Linked DNA regions of Homo sapiens: region 2 is linked to region 1. Evidence: chromatin loops called from intact Hi-C (ENCODE). Cell type or tissue: CD4-positive, alpha-beta T cell. All regions are shown on one strand.

Region 1 (8,000 bases):
CTCAGGAGGCTGAGGCAGGAGAATCACTTGAACCCGAGAGGCTGAGGTTGCAGTGAGCTCAGATCATGCTATAGCATTCCAGCCTGTGTGACAGAGTGAGATTCCATCTGAAAAAGTAAATGAATAAAATAAAATAAAAATAAACAAACACAGTCATCAAGTGAGCAAGGTGTTGCTTCAGTGTCAATAGGGACGCCCTGGATATGAGGCAAGAGGCATAGGAGGCAGGCTGGAAGTGAGAGGTTGTTCGGTCATGGCTCAGTGAGGTTAGTTAGAGCCTATGCAGGGCTGGTCACGGGGGAGGTGACAGAACAAGTAGCCACACTCTTTAGAGACAAGTGAGGTTGTCTGATTCTGGAAGAGCACAGAAGGGGTGCTAGATTAAGGGGGTAAGTATTAGAAAAAGCTAATAGAATTAAATAGAATTGCCCATGAAGAAACAAAATAGAGGTAGTGAAGATTAGGCTAGGACTCTTAAAATGTAATTTTATTTTTAAACTCATGTATATGCATTATTATATTAAAAACACAAACTTAAAAATGCTTAGAAGTATCTTACATAGTAGGATTCTTTATTCCAGACACTTGGTTACAGCATTGTAACTGAGAATTGCTTTTAATTTTCACAAAGCCAAAATCAAAGTGGTTGTTGTTGTTGTTATTTTTAACTTTAGGCCATTTCTATTTCCATGCTACTAACATACTGAATGTAATCAATTACCAAAATTCATAAAGTCAGCCAACAATTCTCAAATTTTTCAGTCTAAGAGTTCCTTTATACCCCTAAATTTCTATAGGTTTTATTTATTGGCATTTGCCATGTTAGAAAATAAAATGGAGACTTTTAAAAATATTTTGTTTATTGATTCACTTTAAAATAACAATGTAAACCCATTGTATGATGTCATAAGTAATATCTGTTTTCAAAAAATAACCACATTTTCCAAAGCAAAATACTTGAGTGAGAAGAGCGGCATTGACAAGCACTTTTACAATACTCTTTACCTTCCAGCTTAATCATAAACAGTTTATTCGTTATATCTGCTTCTATATTCAGTTTGTTGTAATATGTTGATTGGTTAAAATCTATGAAAAAAAGAAACATGGCCTCACACAGATATGTTGTTAGAAAAGGAAAGGGTATTTTAATAGCCTTTTCAGGTAATTGTGTTTATTCTTCTTTGATAATACACCATAATGTGACATTGAAAACCACATCCATGAACTTTTTGTATTCTATTACATTAAAAATCATTAGTCCATTTGGCACTTTAAACAGACCTTTTTGTTAACCATGCATTGATCACATGAAAGGTATCTGTTCACTGAACTATTTAGGCCTTCCAAATGTTGATCCATTTCATCACATTGTCAAAAAATCACATTCGTTAATACCACCACCTGTCTCACTGGAAAAGTCTTTAGGTACTGGGAAACTGACTACCTTATGGTGATAAATACTAGTTTTCCAAATTTCTAATTTTTGTGTGGAAGCTCAAATATTTTTATTGACAACAACAAAAAAATATCAGTTCCTTTTTTAAAATGACCTGCTCGCTTCATTTATTTTTATGAAAATGTCTGCCAAATAAATTAGGATAACCCTAGTTTACCTGTCAGTTGTCCCTTCAAGTGAAAATGACATGCCATGAAAAAAGCAGCTAGTTTAGCTTGCAATTCAGACATACATAAGCGCTTTTCTTCAAAACAGCCATCACACGTCACACTATGAAACCAAAGGACTTTCTTCCTACCTCCCATTTTGTTATACAGAAAGTTAAAATGACATACACACAAAGGTTGAGATCTAATAAAACTAATAATCTTTACTGCTTCCTAAAGATACTTTTCAGCGTCCCTGGCATTTTTTTTAACTGTAAATGTATGGTGAAGAAATACAATGACTTCTAGTTTAGTTTGGTGCCACTGCCTTGATTCACGCTAAGGTGCCAGTAGTTTTACCCACCCTTGTTTTTTCACCCTGACTGCAAATGTCAGCTCAGTGAAAAAGGTAAACAATGTTGTTAGCATTATTATGAAAATAGCTTTAAACTCTAAAACACTCAGAAAGGATCTAAGAGACCCATAGAATACACGGACTGAACTTCGAGAACTACTAATGTATATACTAAGTATCATAAATCATTACAAGCAAAAATCCTCACTTTTTTTTTGCCAGACTGAAGTAAGAATTGAGCTAAGCATTCAAAGCTGTCATAAATATGTATGATGCCTTAGACTGTACACAGGCAGTAGGATGAGATACTAATGACACTTGATCACAGCTCAGAGAACATGAGTTCTAGTGCTATAATTCACAAGTCACAGGACCATTGATTAGTCAATTGTGCTCCTCCGAGTGTCATTCTCCCCATTTCTATCTTGAAGATGATACAGCCTACTCCTTAGGGTTATTGGATAGACTAGAGCTACTCAAAGTATGGTCCCTGAACCATCAGCATCATAGGAAAATAGAAAGTGTGGGAAAGCACCTGGGAATTTGTTAGAAATGGAAAATCTAGGGTCTCAACCCACATGTGTTGACTCAGAATCTCTGGGAGTGGGGCACAGGAATCTCTCTCAGGCTTTACTAATGATTCTTGCTCATATCCAACTTTGAGAAGTACTGATATGGACCATGCACGATAAAGGACTGGAAAATGTGAACACTACACAAATTTATGTTATTATGATAATAAGAAAAAAAGGCTTTCCAGGCAAAATAACTACATAAAGATTGCTACTTTAGTCGTATTTGTTTGTATCATCTGTAGTCAGGTAGCGCTAATCTAACTGTTGGTATCAAAGATATATGTGTTTCATAGAAATGAATTTAAAAATGCAAAGCCAAGAAAAAGTGTAGAGTTAGGGGAGATAGCAAAAGGTATGCGTGGAAAAACAGTAGGAAATAATGCTGAATGTGGTTAAAATATAAAATGAGATGTTTATACTTTATACAATAGGCAATAAGGAACCATTACAGATTCTTCCATTTTAAAGTGACATAATGAAAGACTGTTTTAGGAAATCAGTTCGCTAACCATACGTGGTGCAGAATGAATTGAAAGGGGAAAAGACAGGAAGGCAAGAAGTATTTCATGAAACCATACATTTTTCCTCCCCATAGAATAAAAAAATTCTCTGATGAATTTGGACAAGATTCACACAGTCCTAGGCATTTGTCTGATAGGAGTGAAACCAAGGTAAAGAAAAGTATGAGTATATGATGTGTTCATCACTTACCCCACACATAACTTTATTTCCAGCACTTTCACTTTCCCTTTCTTTCAGTTCCAAGTCTTCTGCTAATTCACTGCTCTCAAACTCCTGTCTCTCACTTGCCTGTCTCCCAACCTGCTCTCCTTTATTCAGCAGCCCGAGGTCTTCTCCTGTTAATGAAGAACAGCTTTTCTCTATTTCCTTTCCTTTAAGCCCCTATACCTACTAAAATTTCTAAATGACAAGAAAGTTTTGCAAGAATTTCTGTGCTAAAGGAGAGGAGAAATGTAAAAGCTACATGTCCCAGTCAGATCCTGCTTCTCTTCCCAGACATATAGGGAGTTATCAACAGCTTTTTCAAGCTAATGCTTCCATGTCAGCATCAGAAAAAGAAAAAGTTGGAAGTTAAGAAGGGAAAATAAAATGAAAACGAGATAGAAGCAATGTCTCTGCAATTCAGCCTTGGAAAAGATGAACAAGTCAAAAACGAGGACCTTGGAGCTGAAGTTGAGTTTATCTGTTTGTGTGTACAGGGGACAGAACCAGGTCAGAATGTCCTGGTGGGATTTATCTGTCCTGGAATAGAATTACCGTGAGTAAAACTAAAAGCATTTAATGCAAAGTTTGGATAGCAATGGTTGAAGAAGTCCCTCAGGTTTGACCCTTAATTAAGGGAAGCTAATTACATAAACAAAATATTATCTGAAGTGATCCCTGTCACAAGCATTCAATTAATGTGTATTTCTGGCTGCAACTACATCAGAAAGTGGACGTTAAAAAGATTTAGGGCCAGGTGTCGTGGCTCATGCCTATAATCCCAACGTTTTAGGAGGCCAGGGCGGGTGGATTGCTTGAGTTCAGGAGTTCAAGACCAGCCTGGGCAACATGGCAAAACCCCATCTTTACAAAAAATACAAAAATCAGCCAGGCATGGTGGAGCATCCCTGTAGTCCCAGCTACTTGAGAGGCTGAGGTGAGAGAATCACTTGAGCCCTGGAGGTCGAGCCTGCAGTGAGTCATGATCATGCCACTGCACTCCAGACTGGCAACAGAGCAAGAACTTGTCTCAAAAAAAAAAAAGAAAGAAAGAAAGAGGAAGAAGAAGAAGATTTAGAGCAAGGCAGAACTTCAGCATCACAGACAGGGGAGGAGTAACTTGAAAGTGTGGGGGATTTCAGCATCTTTCACAGTGCATCAGGCTTCATACCTTTTCTTAATTTAGACTGAATACAAGCATGCAGATTCAGTTAAGTGAGGTGTTATTATGAGATCCAAAGCTTTTTAAATGCTACCTAAAATTTTTGGATGAAAAACTCAATGAAAAGGCAATTTATTTATAGCAGTATCATATATAAGGAAAATGAAACTCTTTAGAAAATGCTTGAGAATCTTTCATTTAACTGTTTGAATTCAAAACAAGACCTATTTATTGGAATGAAACCATGGTAATATTAACATAGACTATAATCAATTTGGTCCTATTTTTATTCGTTCATAGATAATATCTAGCACAGTTCTAGATAACAAAGCTACCAGAATGAACAGGGCATAATATAGCTTATGGGGTTTATACTCTAGTAAAGGAAATGGGGGAAAGATGTAAACACATAACCATAAATATACAACAATATGAAGTAAATTGTAAATGGCAAATAGAAAAAAAAGGGGGGGCTAAGATACAGAAGAACTGAGGGGTGAGTTTAAATAAAGTAGTTAGGGGAAACATCTCTAAAAGGATATTAAATCTGCGACCTAACAATGAGAAACTATCCATGCAAATAGTAGAGAGAAGCTCTCTCCTGCCAAGAAAACAGCAGGGGATTGGTAGAGATGTTTTCAAAGACCTAAGAAAAGACAAGTGTGACTGAAACATGGTGTGCAAAGAGGAGAGGGGCAAAGGATGAGAGAAAGTGTGGGGCTCAGGCCATGAGAGCCTTCTAAGCTGCGCTGTTAAGAGACAGTGGAGAAAAATGAGGACAGAAATCGGTGGACTTGGCAACTTCGATGTAATGGGTAATGTGAATTACAGCAGATTCAGTGAAATAATAATGTCTGGAATCTCACTGGTGTTAGTAGGAGAGAAAGGCAGTAACGGAAGAGAGATTCACATCTTTGTCTCTCTTAAAGCTGTGAAGTGGGAGCTGAGGATGGAGAGATGGCTGATAGGAATATAGGGACCCAGGAAGTTTGGGTTTTGTTTTTGCCAAAGACAAAGATCACAGCATGTGTGTGTTTGTTCTGATAGGATTGCAGTGGTCCAGGGGAGAGGCAAAGGATAATGGAAAGCAGGAATGGGGTCCAGAGCACAAGGGAAAGATTAGATATAAGGGAAAGCACAAGATAGAAAAAGAGATTGCGTGAACACAGGTCAAGGTGTGGATTTACCGGTGGAAGGTTTGGAAACACTGTCCTCTACCATCCTCATCTCCTCCTAACCCCATAATCCCTGAGCCACTCCTTTAACTCATCTAATCTTTACCTATTGAAACTCTTTCTAGATTTAAATCATCAACACATCTTATCTGCTTGAAAATATCCGTGAATTCCACGTAAAAGTTATTTTCCTAAATCCACAAGTGTTTACAAAGATTGTACTGCCAATTCAATACAGAGGCCTTTTAACAGCATAGTCCTATAATTTTACTTATGGAACATAATGTGACAAGCAAAATATTTTAAGATGAAAGATAAATGTTTTGGCCACCTTTAGGTGGCCAAAAAAGTGGCAAGATCCAAAATCATTGCATAAGTTTTCTGTACATTCTTCCTAGTATCATTTAATGATATTATTAGGGTCTCATTATATGCTTTTTCACCCATGCTACTTCCACTTTTTATGTGTGGCATTCAAATTATTTCTTGAATAATATCCCCAGTGCTTCACAGAATGTGTCTCTGCACTAGAAATGTGTTTCTATATTCATATATCCCTTCATTTATTTTCCACTACTCAATTAAGAAAGAAATAATAGGAGACATAACATAAAGCACATTACTGTGCCTTGTCCAACTGAGTAGATAGATCACTTTCAAATATAGTAGCAAATGCTGTATTAGTATAAAAGAGCTTTTAACTTTTCAAATCCAAATGCCCTGAGTTATTTTAAGCTCTGCTGCCATCAGTCAGTTTCCTGGTGTGGAAGAACGTATAACTTAGATAAAGCTAGAGCAGCTGGAGCAATCACCACAAATCACCAGTTATAAGGCTGCTTGCAGCAGTAATACAGGCTGAAAAGTCCCCCTCCCCTCAAAAAAAATAATAACCCATGAAGAAGTTAATGTGGTGTTAAAGCTAGTAGTTGGCCGTTGCTCTTGCCATCTGTCATCCCATTGGACCACATAAGTAGAAGTCAACAGGAAGTTCATCTTTTATGTTGACATCACACAATGTCATTTTCTATTTATGGACATCGTTAAATTTCATTTGATATCAAAATTAATCCAGAAGTTTCTAAGAGAAGAAAGTAGTAAGAAATTTTCAATAATGTTTCAAATGTCTCTAAATGAAAGAACACTAAGCTTTAAGAACATTGCTAACCTTCTATAGAATACAAGTATTTTCCCCACAACATGAGTTTCAATTGAGAAATTGTATTTATTCAACTGCTCTTGTCTTCTTTGAGAAATATCTGCCCTCAAAAGTTACAATCTGGTTTACAACACAGGTAGCAGGCTAATTTAAATAAATCATAACTTTTTCTAAATACCAATTAAATTCATAATAAGATTCCATTACGCATGTACCAGGATGGCCAAAGTTAAAACCAAGATACCAAATGTTGGTGAGAACGTAGAGTGACATGAACTCTCACATACTGTTGACGGTAGTATAAAAATTGGTACAGTACATTTGGAAAACTACAGGAAAACTACAAAAGCCAGTGATGTGCTGTGACAGTAAATGTTTAACAGCTGAGTCTCTGGTGGGGGATGGGGGAGTAATTTGTATCATTTGCCAATTTCTATAGTGTAAACATGCCTCTGATGGCCAATCTCAAGCTACCAATGTGATGTCACTGAACGTGAATTTTGGAAGACGTGCAAAATTAGCTCTTGTGAGCTGGTGCAAGCCAGTCCATTTTACCTCTGACTAGGTTGAAAACTCATATTTCCCAAGACCCTACAAATTTTCTCCTAATTATAATCCCAATAAAAATGCATACACGTGTTCATGGAAAGCCACATATAAGAATATTCACAGCAACACTGTAAAAGCCAAAAACTGGCAACAACCCACATACCCAAAAAGTTAATTGTGGTGTATACATACAATGGGACAATATTTAACAATGAAAATTAACAAACTACTACTTACCCAAAAATACAGATGAATCTCAAATCTAACATTGATAAAAAGAGCCAAACATCAAAGAATAATGATTCCATTTAAATAAAGTTTAAAAACAGACAAAATGAATCCCTGATGATAGAAAACAAAATAATAGTTAACCTTTGTTGAGTGAAAGCACCTATGAAGGGGCACAGGAAGGCTTCTTAATCTGGTGATAGCAATGCAGGTGTGTTCATTTTGTAAAAATTCCTTGAGCTATAAACTTACGACTGTGCACCTTTTTTGCATGCCTGTTACACAACAATAAAACAAGTTTACTGAAAAATAAAACTTTTCCAACATAACAATTATGAGGATTCACTTTCCTCTGTGGTTCTTCTCTGTTACCCTAACTCTCATCACCTGTAAAAAAGAGTACAGATTCTACTGGTTCTGTTGCTTGCATGCTGTGTGACTGCACAAATTACTTAACCTCTCTAAGTTTCAGTTA
Region 2 (8,000 bases), 360 kb before region 1:
TTTAACTCTAACTTTACCTTTAGTTAATAAAGAGGTTCCATTTATAGAAATTTAATTTGTTGCAGTTATGTTTTCTCCATATTTCCCTTTTAAGATCTGCCAAACAACCACTTAGACTACTCCTCTCACCAGACATTCACAACTGCCAACTAACTCTCTCTCTTTTTCACACTTTCACAGGTGGAAAACGTCAATAGATTTCTCAAAGAAGTGTGAATCCAGAAAAATCAAGATCCCAGGAAAAAAAAGACTCAAAAAAGGAATTGATAAAGTTAAACATTCATGCTCCTCGGACTTCATATCGGATGCTCATTTAAAAGTAAACTCTTGGAAGCAACGTTGGGAGAAGAGTGATACAGAGTAAAAAATTATTTTAAAAACACGACTCCATATTTTAATGGTTTTGAACTTCATGTTATTACCTGTGTAATCACACACACACACACACACACACATTTTAAAACCCCATCTGCCTAGGTTTATCAATTATAAATACCAACTATTTTATTACACACATGACAGGATATTTTGTGGCCCTTTCCCCATGATGGCAAGATCCACTGAATGGTAATGCTAGAGTGATTAATGTATCCACATAGTAGCATATAATTTTTATAGAGAATAATACTTTATATGGTATTCATTTAAATGACACAATTTATTTTGTCTCTCTAAACGAAACACGTAAATGTCTATCCTCAGTTTCCTCATTAAAATAACTAATAAAATGCCACATATGTTGGTTGGCTAAGTAAAATAATATATCAATGGTATTTTGTAAATTAAAATCTCTATATAAGTCTCAGGCAGAAAACAAAGATATTTTTATACATTACTTAGAATTTTATATGACTGTAGGAATTACAGTGAAACATTTTTACTTATCAATCAAGACATTCACATCACAAGAGAGTGGTTATTTTATCACATTTATTTTAAGTTCCCAATAGAATTTTTAAAGTTGTCAATTGAGCTTCATAAAAAAGTTTGACTACCATTATTATATTTTATATAGTCATGTGTCAATTAACAATGGAGATACATTCTGAGAAATGTGTTATTTGAAAATTTCATTGTGCAAACATCATAGAATATACTTACACAAACCAAGATAGTATATTCTACTACACACACCTAGGATATATAGAATAGCCTATTGCTTCTAGGCTACACACCGGTACAGCGTATTACTACGCTGAATACTGAAGGCAATTGTAACACAATGGTAAGTATTTGTGTAGCTAACACATTTAAACATAGAAAAGTTACAGTAAACATATAGTATTAAAGGTAAAAAAAAAAAAAAAAAAAAAGGTCCACCTGTATAGGACACTTACCACGAACAGAGCTTCCAGGACTAGAAGTTGCCCAGGATGAGTCAGTGAGTGAATGGTGAGTGACTGTGAGGGCCTAGGACATTATTGTGCACCACTGTAGACTTTATAAACACTTTAGAGTTAGGATACACCAAATTTATAAAAAATATTTTTTCTTCAATAATAAATTAACTTTAGGCTACTGTAATGTTTTTACTTCATAAAGTTTTAAATTTTTTAAAAGTTTTTCAACTATTTTGTAATAACACTAGCTTAAAATTCAAACACATTATATAGTTGTATAAAAATGCTTTCTATCCTTATAAGATTTTTTATACATTTTTCTTTACTTCTTACACAACTCACATCACAGGTTTGTTTACACCAGTAACACCATAAAAAATGAATTATATGTTGCACTACAACATTACAATGGTTACAATGTCATTACATAAGAATTTTTCAGCTCCCCATTATACTCTCATGGGAACACCACCATATATGTTGTGCATCATAGACTGAAACATCATTATGTAGTACATGACTGTATGTCATATTCCATATACCTGATTGATATGGTTTGGCTGTGTCCCCTCCCAAATCTCATCTTGAATTGTAACTCCCACAATTCCCATGTGTCATGGGAGGAACCCAGTGGGAGGTGATTGAATTATGTGGGTGGGTCTTTCCTGTGCTGTTCTTGTGATAGGAATGAGACTCACAAGATCTGATGGTTTTAAAAAATGGGAGTTTGCCTGCACAAGCGATCTCTTTGCACTGCCATTCAGATAAGATATGACTTGCTCCTCCTAGCCTTCCACCATGACTGTGAGACCTCCCCAGCCATGTGGAACTGTAAGTCCATTAAACCTATTTTTCTTTCCGGTCTTGGGTATGTCTTTATCAGCACTGTGAAAGTGGACTAATACAATAAATTGGTACCAGTAGAATGGGGCATTGATGTAAAGATACCTGAAAATGTGGAAGCGACTTTGGAACTGGGTAACAGGCAGAGGTTGGAACAGTTTGGAGGGCTCAGAAGAAGACAGGAAAATTTGGGAAAATTTGGAACTCCCTAGAGACTTGTAGAATGGCTTTGACCAAAATCCTGATAATGTTATGGACAATGAAATCCAGGCTGAGGTGGTCTCAGATGAAGATGAGGAACTTGTTGGGAACTGGATCAAAGGTGACTCTTGTTATGTTTTAACAAAGAGATCACAGTATTTTGCAATTGCCCTAGAGATTTATGAATCTTTGAACTTAAGAAAGATTATTTAGGGTTTCTGTCAGGAGAAATTTCTAAGCAGCAAAGCAATCAAAAGGTAACTTGGGTGCTGTTAAAGGCATTCAGTTTTAAAAGGGAAACAGAGCATAAAAGTTTGGAAAATTTGCAGCTTGACAATGTGATAGAAAATAAAATCTCATTTTCTGAGGAGAAATTCAAACTGGCTGCATAGATTTCCATAAGTAATGAGGAGCCAAATGTTAATCCCAAAGACAAGGGGGAAAATGTCTCCAGGGCATGTCAGAGGTCTTCATGGCAGTCCCTTCCAGAGGCTCAGAGGCCTAAGTGGAAAAAATTGTTTCATGGGCCAGGCCTAGGGTCCCTCTGCTGTGTGCAATCTGGGGACTTGGTGCCCTGTGTCCCAGCCACTCCAGCCATGACTAAAAGGGGCCAAGGTACAGCTTGGGCCGTGGCTTCAGAGGGTGCAAGCCCCAAACCTTGGAAACTTCCACGTGGTATTGAGCCTGCAGGTGCACAGAAGTCAAGAATTGAAGTTTGGGAACCTCCACCTACATTTCAGAGGATGTATGGAAATGCCTGGATGTCCAGGCAGAAGTTTGCTGCAGGGGTGGGGCTCTCATAAAGCACCTCTGCTAGGACAGTGCAGAAGGGAAATGTGGAGTCACTGGGAGCCACTTAATGGAGCTGTGAGAAGAGGGTCACTGTCCTGCAGACCCCAGAAGGGTAGATCCACCAACAGCTTGCACTGTGCACCTGGAAAAGCTGCAAACACTCAATGCCAGCCCATGAAGCAGCCAGGAGGGAGGCTGTACCCTGAAAAGCCACAGGGGTGGAGCTACCCAAGACCATGAGAACCTACCTCTTGCGTCAGCGTCACCTAAATATGAGACATAGAGTCAAAGGAGATCATCTTGAAGCTTTAAGATTTGACTGCCCTGCTGAGTTTCAGACTTGCATGGGGCCTGTAATCCCTTTGTTTTGGCCAATTTCTCCCATTTGGAAAGACTGTATTTACCCAGTGCCTGTACCCCCATTGTATCTAGGAAGTAACTAACTTGCTTTTGATTTTACAGGCTTATAGGAAGAAGAGACTTGCCTTGTCTCGACACATTGGACTGTGGACTTTTGAGTTAATGCTAAAATGAGTTAAGACTTTGAGGAACTGTTGGAAATGCATGACTGGTTTTACAATGTGAGGACATGATATTTGGGAGGGGCCAGGGGTGGAATGATATGGTTTGGCTGTGTCCCCACCCAAATCTCATCTTAAATTGTAACTCCCACAATTCCCATGTATAATGGGAGGAACCTAGTGGGAGGTGATTGAATTATCCAGGGTGGGGCTTTCCTGCACTGTTTTTGTGACAGGAATGAGTCTCATGAGATCTGATGGTTTTGAAATATGAAAGTTTCCCTGCACAAGCTCTCTCTTTGTCTGCTGCCATCCATGTAAGATGTGACTTGCTCCTCCTTGCCTTCCACCATGACTGTGAGGCCTCCACAGCCATGTGGAACCATAAGTCCATTAAACCTATTTTTCTTCCCAGTCTTGGGTATGTCTTTATCAGCACTGTGAAAACAGACTAATACACTGATATTCTATATATCTCAATTTATAAACTTTAGAATAAAAAAAACTTAACTCAGAAATATGTCTATTATTGTTTTAAATTAATTTCTTGAATATTTTTATTAGTCAAATATATCTATAGTTAACATTAATATCCAAGACCATATGAATCATATATGCTCATTCTCTGATGTAATGTATTCTCCAACACAGGCTTATTATTAGTATCAGAATTAAAACAAATAAAACAAAAAACCATGGAAGTGATGACATCATCGATCCACTGATGAGCATGATGATCTGGATTATAGTGATCTGATATACAACACCTCACCTTACACGTGTAGTACAGGATGAAATGGGGTGGGGCACTAACTTAATGCCCAGACTAACAGAAGCTCTTTCCTGGTTCCAAGCTTGCCAAGAGAGAGAAAGGGAACACTGAAATTTGCACAGGCAGTTAAATGTAGAACTGACCAAAATCATTCCTACTTAGTATTCAATGTCCATAGAAAGTCATATGGGTCCATCTACCTCAAAGACAGCAGAGAAGTGAAATTCTATCTAGTGTCCAGAAAGAGAAAAAAAAGCATTTGGGAACAGCTCTAATGAACATCTCATCTACAATAATAAAAGTAATTTTTTTTAAGATTCACTGTTTTCTATTTGTTTACATGACCTTTTTTTTCATCACCGGAAGAAAAAAAAAAAAAGACTGTGCACTTCCCAAGGCAAAGACCATAGTATTAAATGCAAACTTTGACAAGGCTTTTCAGCTGCAACTTACTTGTTTTCCTCCAATATTTCATACTGTTAATCACTTCCTTCTTGCAGCACTTTCTTCCATTCATTTCCATAAAAAAAATTCTGCTGGTTACCTCTGCTTACTTCCTGTTTGTTCTCAGTTTCCTTTATGGTTTTTTCTTTCCTCATCAACTCATAATATTGGTGTTTCTCCAGATCTTCATATATCTGATATCCAAGGACTTAGCTTATATTCTGTTTCTACTGACAGTGTAGTGTAATGGTCAAGGGAGCAGAGCCTACATCTAGACAGGCTGAGTTTGAATGCCAGCTCCTCCACATCTAAATACAATTTGAGCAAGTTAACTAACATCTCTGTGTCTAAGTTTCCCCACCTATAAAATCAGGATGTTAAAATAGACCCTGCCTCACTGAATTGTGATAATTTCATTAGTTAACATGTATAAAACAGAACAGTGCCTGGCATACAGTAATTGTTATATGTTAGTTATTAACTCTATCAGTATTGTTTATGACAACATCTTCACCACCACCTCCTCACTGATCATACCCAAATCCATATTTTAAGTCTGATTTCATGAGTTCCAGAGCCATATATTCAATTCCATTCTAGATATCCCCAGAAATTCAAATTCAAATTACTGACAAAAGGAAGGCACCATCTTTCTTCTGAAATCTGCTTTTTTTCTATTTATGTTTTCTAGCTTAGGTAATCTTATCAGTATCCACTCAGACTCCCAAGCTAGAAAATTAAACAAACTAAATTTGTGAGAAATCTTATTAGTTCCACTATTAAATCCATCCTCTCTTCACTTTCCTCACTCTTACCATGATTATTTCTTCACTTAATTTCTGCTTTGGCTTCTTCATTGCTCTGCTTGCCTCCATTCCAGCTCCACCATTCCTGACTGTGCCAGGTAGTATTACCAAGGTAATCATATTAAAATTAAAATCTCGTATCATGGTCTTGAGTAAATTAAGCATGGTTCACCAGCCTCTCAGACTCCCCTCTGTTTTCTAGCCTCATTTTACCACAAGCATCCAGGCTGGGTTCTCAGACCTGGGAGAACAGAGAAGTGGGCAGTGCCAGTATTGCACACTGGAGAGTGAGACAAATCAAAAGTCACAATGGAAAACTCAAGCAAAGAAAAAAATAGTTTCAAGAGCTGTACCAAGAGAGAATCCACAAAGAAGGAAATGAATATGAACTAAATTGTCTTCCAAAACAAAATAATAGGGTAGGAAATAGCAAGTAAAATTGGAAGATTATCAAGAAATTTAGAGTTAATAAATAATATATAATGAAGGATTTTTTTGTGTGTGTGCTAGAAGGGAACAAAAGGAACATCTAACAGTCCTGAGAAGACTAAATTTCTGTGTCACTTTGTTTTCACCTCTTGCCATTGTTATATCACTTATAGCAACAGCAATGTCAAAGTACTTTCTAAAATGCAGCATGATTTTTCTCATCTTGCATATTCTGTTCCTTATGTGTAGATGAACCCTTCTCTTCCTGCTTCCTTCACTTGGCTTTCTCATTATTCATCCATCTCTCTGCCGAGGCACAACTTTCTTCAAGAAGCTTTTTCAAGTCCACCTGGATGGTCAGATTTTAACACTCTTCTCTAGGCTTCTACCTCCCCATACTTTTATCATAATGTATTGACTTAACTCTGCACCCCTCATTCAGTTGTGAAGCAGCTGAGGGAAGGAAGTACAGCTTTGTCTGTGCCTAGCATAAATATTCTGAAACATAAATGCTCAAAGAAGTTGTGTTTAGAAATGGGAACACCAAATAAATAATTAATGAGTTAATTAATAGTGGGATGGAGCTGAATCAATCTGTCCATTGTTCCTTTCTCCTAATTCCCTTTGTGAGATAGAATATGCAGGTGCCACATCAGATTTAAATTGTAGTCAGGTAGTAGAAAAGTACAGGGATATCAAAATGCTATTTGGAAAAGTGAACTTTACTTCATTAGCATTATGTTTTATGAGAAATTGAGCTAAAATGCTTTGCAAATGCTCTGACTGTAATTCTAGTTTTCCTGGAGTTTGTTTCTTTCGTTTAAAGAAAAGATTAATCTTATTAGTCCCCATCAATTTAAATTGTAATTTCTCAGACAATATGAGCCATTAATGATTAGTTAATTCAATTCAGACTACCAGAGTAACAGGTACACTCCACAGAATGCAATGGAATACCAGCATTCTAACCTGAGCAGACAACAGGGTAAACTATGCCAAGTTCAAAGAGACGAAAGCTATGAAGATAACATATTTTATAGCCTTTTGTTTGGATTAACAGCAAGTTTGATTCTTAAACCTCTGAGGAAATCTGAAAAACCAACAGACCAATTAATCTTGGATTTGGCTAACAATGACAAAGAGTATTGTGAAGAATATAACATTTTCAATATTGCATACATTCTCAAATGGAGTAAAGTCATGAATTTGAACAATGATAGCATTGTAGAATAGGCTCAATGCTGTACTGTACACATTGCAGGCATACAGGCTGAACGGTTAGCAGGCACTCTCTCCTATTCTCTCTGTCTCTCTACATTTATGGACAAATATAACCTTCCTAGGACTTATGCTTTTCAGTCTAATAATCATAGATAAAACTCTACACTATATTTCATGACAAAGATTTAGATTATTGTTTTCTCCCTGTAACTGGCATCATCCATTATTTAGGATGATTTCTTAATATTTTATCTACGTATATGTGTCTGAAACATCTTTCCTCAACAACAGATATTATATGTAATATTTCTAAATGATTCAGGCTGTCATTTGTAGTTACAGATTATCTTCTCTTTGGAACTTTATTCCATTCACGAACTTTTATTTATTTAAAAATTAAAAGACTTTCAAAAGTGACAAACCAATGAAATAATTTTATGAATATCCCTTAAATCAATACTTGTATTTTTTCATCTGAAACTCAAAGATTAAACACTTACAGTTGCGTTAGTTTGGGTCTGCTGAGAAGTAGATGTCAAAACAGAATTAGTGTGGATGTATGTCACTTTTTTATTGCTGCTGGAAGAGATTACCACAAATTTAGTGGCTTAAAACACCACAGACTTCTCAT

What was found. Hi-C counts contacts between places; a loop is a spot of excess contacts. Peaks named below come from ENCODE experiments on the same cell type or tissue, not always from the same donor. Only the 100,000 strongest peaks of a DNase experiment are listed, where the experiment ranks them.
Region 2: a loop joins it to region 1, with 2.2 times the contacts of the local background. A loop is called at or near these places in 3 of 110 quality-filtered maps.

What each region holds. Positions count from the first base shown.
Region 1 is chr1:193,413,891-193,421,890 of GRCh38, reverse strand. No RefSeq gene overlaps it. Among named protein-coding and RNA genes, the nearest start is that of LINC01031, 110 kb to the right of the region's middle. In CD4-positive, alpha-beta T cell, no CTCF peak of the experiment used is centred here; DNase peaks (open chromatin) are centred at 3,280 and 4,280; H3K4me3 peaks cover 1,022 bases; H3K27ac peaks cover 1,169 bases.
Region 2 is chr1:193,771,136-193,779,135 of GRCh38, reverse strand. All of the region lies in intron 3 of LOC124904475 (a long non-coding RNA gene), which reads right to left. Among named protein-coding and RNA genes, the nearest start is that of LINC01031, 470 kb to the right of the region's middle. In CD4-positive, alpha-beta T cell, no CTCF peak of the experiment used is centred here; no DNase peak of the experiment used is centred here.